Regions from separate parts of the Homo sapiens genome. Here region 2 is linked to region 1. A link is a contact called in ENCODE Hi-C or POLR2A ChIA-PET data. All regions are on one chromosome and are shown on one strand. The core of a region is the stretch at or near the end of the contact, and the rest is flanking DNA. Distances in the headings are between cores, read along the strand shown. Region 1 holds the start of NEO1 (neogenin 1). Region 2 holds the start of HEXA-AS1 (HEXA antisense RNA 1).

Evidence for each region. Hi-C counts contacts between places; a loop is a spot of excess contacts on that map. ChIA-PET counts read pairs that join two places held with the same protein, here RNA polymerase II (POLR2A). Pooled maps may share reads with other maps.
Region 2: a map of sigmoid colon shows a loop between it and region 1 (6-fold over the local background). The contact joins the promoter of HEXA-AS1 here to the promoter of NEO1 in region 1. A Hi-C loop is called at or near these places in 3 of 168 maps with a recorded cell type or tissue (heart right ventricle, naive thymus-derived CD4-positive, alpha-beta T cell and sigmoid colon), 1 of 37 single-sample maps with no recorded cell type and 11 of 50 pooled maps. POLR2A ChIA-PET finds 5 or more read pairs at or near these places in 2 of 52 experiments (GM12878 and WTC11).

Annotation. Positions count from the first base shown.
Region 1 is chr15:73,051,092-73,053,791 of GRCh38, forward strand. NEO1 (neogenin 1) reads left to right here and starts at 1,372. Exons shown (of 29, transcript NM_002499.4): 1 at 1,372-1,714. The coding sequence starts at 1,585. RefSeq lists silencers at 492-541, 602-671, 762-1,081, 1,312-1,691.
Region 2 is chr15:72,374,667-72,377,667 of GRCh38, forward strand. HEXA-AS1 (HEXA antisense RNA 1) reads left to right here and starts at 1,447. Exons shown (of 1, transcript NR_027262.1): 1 at 1,447-3,001. HEXA (hexosaminidase subunit alpha) reads right to left here and starts at 1,348. Exons shown (of 14, transcript NM_000520.6): 1 at 1,054-1,348. The coding sequence starts at 1,306. RefSeq lists enhancers at 584-1,139, 1,140-1,696, 1,588-1,727, 2,058-2,107.

The DNA.
Region 1 (2,700 bases), core at 122-2,621:
GCGCTTTAGAATAAAATATCTTTGGAAAGTAACTATGAGAAAGCACAGAGGGATATGTTAGTGAAATAGCCATTTTCTTGTGGGAAGCAAGACATTTCGGTTATCGACTACACAGAAGAGTGAATAAAACCCAACGCCTATCAACCACCAAACGTGACTCTGCTTGCATAATCATACAAATAAATTTTCTTTAAAAATTTTTCATGGGTGCAGTATATAAAATGATCAATAGTCTCATCAGCAGTGGAACTACAAACTGCTTTCTCCTAACTTTGTGTAGCCTGGGTGCTGCCTCACGATTACTAAGTGGTTTAAAATCATATCCCACTTGCTCCTTGGTTTATCAGCGAAAGACGTGATTCCCAGGTAGGAAAACGCCAAGTGTCCCGCAAAGGTACAGGTAAAACGTAGCAGTTACTGCGAGAAGACTGGCCCCGGGGAGTCCCAGGGCTCGGTCGGGGCCCCCGCACGAGCTGAGGAAGTGGACAGCGGGCACCTTTGTCTGTGCCTAGTTCCCTGGACCCGGGCCGAGCGATGCGGGTGGGGGCGCGGTTCGGGCGGGTCCCGGCGCTGCCCGGGGGAAGCGCGCGGCGACGGCGGCCCGGCTTGGGAGCCGGAGGTCAGCGGCTGCGCGGCCGGCCCCCTCCCACGGGAGCCGCGCCAGGGCCCAGCAAGAGTCGGGCGGGATCGCTATTGTTTTTGGCGAGCACATAAATCCCCGGGCCGACCCACTGCGCACCCAGGTTTCCTCCCGGAGGCCTTTCGGTTTCCTCTGAGGCCCTATATAGAGGCTCCAGGCCCGGACTGTGCAGAGGTGCGCGCCCACGCCGGCCTCCCGGACCAGCCTGAGCTCGGAGCGCCTCTCGCCCTCAGGTCTCTGCAGCCAGAGGCATCTGGGGAGGTGAGGGGGGAATTTGTCCCCGAGGCGAGGAGGAGGAGGCGGGGGCGCGCGGAGCCGAGGGGCTGCGGCGAGCGGGCGGGAGGAGCAGGAGGATCCGCTTCTCCGGGGTTTCCCTGACGCCAGCAGCAGCGCCCGGCGCGCGCGCCCCGCACCCGTCAGCGGCTCCGGGGAGAAGGGGGAGGGGAGCGGGCCCGCCACGGCCCGAGAGGCGGCAGCCGGGATTGGAGCGGGGGCGGGCCGCGCGCGGAGCCGAGGGGGTGCGGGCGAGGCGCGCGCGTGCGCGTGTGCGCGCCCGGGACTCCCGCCCCCCGCCCCCGCCCCCGCCCCCGCCGTCCGCGGTCTCCGCCCCCCTCGCGCTGGTGTGTGGAGCCGGAGTCGGCGGCGGGTGGCGGCGCCTGGAACCTGGAGACCGACCCACCGCCCCCCCCCCCCCGCCCCGGAATGTACTGACTCCCCTTCTTCGCTCTCCTCCCCTCCCCGCCCCCTTGCAGGAGGGAGGCGCCCTGGAGTCTCCCCTCCAGCGAGAGGGGCTGCGCGGGCCGGGCCGGGCCGGGCTGGGCTGGAGCAGCGGCGGCCGCGGGAGCCGAGCTTGCAGCGAGGGACCGGCTGAGGCGCGCGGGAGGGAAGGAGGCAAGGGCTCCGCGGCGCTGTCGCCGCCGCTGCCGCTCACTCTCGGGGAAGAGATGGCGGCGGAGCGGGGAGCCCGGCGACTCCTCAGCACCCCCTCCTTCTGGCTCTACTGCCTGCTGCTGCTCGGGCGCCGGGCGCCGGGCGCCGCGGCCGCCAGGAGCGGCTCCGCGCCGCAGTCCCCAGGTAAGCGGCGGGCGCGGGCCCGGGGGTTCGCGGGGGCGCGGCACCGGCTCAGGCGGCCGCGGCTGCGGTGTTTTTGTTTAGGATCCAGGAGGAAACGTGCAGGAACTTCTCTGCCTCGGCTCCGGTTGCCGAAGAGAAAGGGGATCGCGCGTGGTGGGGAGGAGAAGGGCGAGAGGGGGCGCCACCGGGGAAGGGGCGGCTGCCGGGGGGCAGGTCGGGGGCGCAGGGGTCTAGTTCCCAGCTTTGTACCTGGAGGCAGGTTCACCCCTCGCCTCTCTCCCCTCCCCCAGGCTCATCCCACTTGTAAGAGTGGGACATTCTTGTGCTCACACTAGCACCAGTAGAGGCCACTACACACCTCATTAAATAAACAATCAGACGGCCAATTCATTAATTTTCAGGAAAGGAAAGGGGAGGGGGCTTGAGCTCCTGGTTCCCTGGCCAGGGATTTCCCAGCTTCCGAAGTCTCGAGGAAGAGCTGGCTAGTCTCGAGGGACTCCTCGCGCGGGGATTGGAGCCCGAGTCTGCGGAAGAGCGGGGGTGTCAGAGGGGCACAATTGCCCGCTCACAACCCCTGGTGTTGATTTAACGATGAGGACGCCTTGGAGAGCGGCTCGGAGTGATCGTATCTGTTAGTGTTTCCGTTATGAAATGCCTCTTCTTTCCTGGGGATTACAACTATATTTACAGCCTATTAACCACTCTTAACCAAGGGAATTGTCTAAGCATCAGATTTTAGGTACTTGTACAATGTTTTCAGATGGCATTGTATAAACATTGAACCTCAAAAGCCATTTTCAGTTCTTTTTTGGAATATTATAGATTACTGAAACCACCTGCATTCCTATTAAGGGGACCAACGAACAAAAATGCCAAGCCTTCCGGGAAGGACCTTACGGTATTGTTGAGCAGGATACACTCAGCAGTTGAAAGGCAAATTAGCATGTAATCTGTTAAAATTATTTGACCAAGGTGGTGTACCATAA
Region 2 (3,001 bases), core at 197-2,696, 680 kb before region 1:
GAATTGTATTCCTTTACATTGTTGGCTCGACTTACAAATGTGCTGTGGAATAATTATCCTCAAATACAATTTTCAGTACTGATTACATAGCTGCCTAAAAGAAAACTGTTAGCCCCTTCCATTTTATGTGAAACCAATGTCTAAAGCGCTCTTGACTCTTCAACCCCACATTTTCCCCACCCTCATCCCTCCTCAATCCCCAGCCCCCACTCATCACATCCACTAGACCTGAACTTTGAACTCAATCATAATTCTTTGTGCCTCTGCTCAAGCCCTTCTTCCTGCCTGGAATACCCTCTTTTCAGTCCCGGCTAATTACATCTACCATCCCATTCCAAGTGGCCGCTGGAAACTCACTTCCTTATGTTCTATGATTTCTTTCACAATTTACACTTTTTTTGTTTTGTTTTGTTTTGTTTGGGGGGGGGGGTTGTTTTTCTGAGAGGGAGTCTTGCTCTGTTGCCCAGGCTGGAGTGCAGTGGCGCGATCTCAGCTCACCACAACCTCCACCTCATGGGTTCAACCGATTCTCCTGCCTCAGCATCCCGAGTAGCTGGGACTACAGGCGCGCGCCGCCACGCCTGGCTAATTTTTTGTGTTTTTGGTAGAGACGGGGTTTCACTATGTTGGCCGGGCTGGTCTCGAACTCCTGACCTCGTGATCCGCCCGCCAAACATTCTATGTGCCAGAAACTTGTATGTAACTTTGCATAGTTCTTGTATTATGTCTCCCCAATTTTGAGTGTTTTCTCTGGTCTCTACTCAGCCCTTGCTCACAGTCTCACTAGGACCCTGGCTAGCTTGAACACGGTCAGAAGGATCACCTTAGATTTCTGCTGGCACAGTATTTTCCATAAATTAATCTCCTGATTGAACCGTAGTCCTATAGTAGTTATCTTTGGATGAAAACCTAATGCAGCTCGAGGAGGAAGTGGAGTGCCTGTGATCAGAGGGCTGGACAAAAGCCCATAGGGCGTCTCTGGAGCCCTGGGGGAACTGTCCCCAGGCAGGCACTCTCAGGGCCCAGGAACAGGGCGGGACAAGTCCGACTCACCTGTGAGGTAAGGACGGGGCCAAGACCCGGAACCGAAAAGCAGGTCACGATAGCGCTGGAAGGCCTCGTCGAGGACTGAGCAGCCGGGCTGCGCGGCCGAGCTGACATCGTACTGGAATTGAAAGTTGTTCGGGTAAAGGACGTAGCGCTGGTCGGAGGTTTGGAAGTTCTGAGGCCAGGGCCAGAGGGCCGTCGCCCGTCCTGCGAACGCTGCCGCCAGCAGCAGCGAAAACCAAAGCCTGGAGCTTGTCATGGCCCGCTGGTCTCCCCTCTCGGAGGGGGCTGGCCACGTGAGACCCTGGTCAGGTGAGCGGCGCCCCCGTGACTTATCGGCGAATCACGTGACCAGAGGCGGCTCTGCGCCTGCGACCCCAGGAGGACCCACACCCTGCCCTTTCACTTCCGGCCTGGACCTGAGGCTCCTGCTACGTGCAGCGGATTGTGCCGGGCGTCGGCAACTGCTCGGCTCGCCAGACTGTTCACGGGCCCAGTAGAGCAGTAAATAACCGGCCACCCCTGCGGCCGTGCCGGCCGTGATGGAACTAGACAGCTCACCCGACTCGAGAAGAACGGGGTGGGGAGGCGAGGACGCAGGGCGACCTGGAGAAGAAAGTTTCCCAGATGGCTCTAGGGTGAATCTTGAATGTTGTGATGCAGCTCGCCAGGCCTACGGGGAGGTAAAGGACTTGCCAGGCTGAAGTAACTTCAGAAGCAGAAAAACGGAGGATTAAAACCACAAGTCGTTGTGATGTGAAATTTCGTGGGGCAAGAAAGGGCCGGAAGTAGGTAGTCTGCACGGCTCTGCTAGAGAGAGGATCACAAGATCACACAAATGTGATCTACTTATGACTGGAAAAAATGTGTACTTTCAGAGCCAGCTTGAGGCATTCCATTGCCTCCAATATGAGCTCTTCCCTTCAAGATTGACTATAAATCTCTTAGTTACAACTCACATCCCCTTTCCCCAGACAAAACCCCACATAGCCCGGTGTGTATTTACTGAAAGCAGTAAGATATTGCTGGGGCTTTGGGTGCAAGATGGAGAGTGCTCAGAGATAATGACAGGGGCCTGGTCCTGCAGGGCCTTACGTAGAAAGTCAAGGAATTTATTCTCTGAGCAATTGAAAATCATCCCGAAAGATCTGCATTTTAGAAATACCATGTTGAGTAGTTGCATAAGAAACCAGTTAGGAGGCCCCTTTTTATTGGAGGTAGAGAATAATGAGAGACTGAACTACAGAAGTGGGGAAGGAAGACAGCTGTAGATCCAAGAAATAGTATCCGGAAGAGAGGCTTGAGAAGTGATCAAGGAGAATTCCACAGTTATCAGAGACCCTGTCTTCCTTGTTCACCACTATATTACCAGAACATAATACAAATAATGCTATTGTTATTGGGTGGCATTATTTGGTTAGTAGGTACTTTTTAAAATTTTTAAATTTAATTTTAGTATTAAAATACATGTAAAGATCAGGAAAATGAACTTTTAAAAATAAAGGGCTTTCACTGGGCATGATAACACATCCCTGTAGTCCCAGCTACTCCCAGCTATTCAGGAGGCTGAGGCGGCAGGATCACTTGAACCAAGGAGTTCAAGTTTAGCCTGGGCAGTATAGTGAAACCCTTTCTCAAAAACAAATAAAGGGCTACTGAAATAATGATAATTTATATTCAGGTCGTAGGTACCTAATTACTAGTTACACATACATGGCTTTGATGGGAAATCAAAGAAACATTCTGACAATACAGAGATTCATCAAGCAATTTGTCTTTGAAAGTTGATTATTCAAAAACAGAGCTTGTAGCAAAAGAAGCAGAAATTAGATCCCACAGTCATCAAGTTTCAGATCCTAAGGCTTGCATTCTTACACCAATTTCTTCTTTGCTTAAATCTTAATTTTCATCAGCATTAATTAAGTGTCTGGGTACTCTGCCAGTCAGGAGAGAT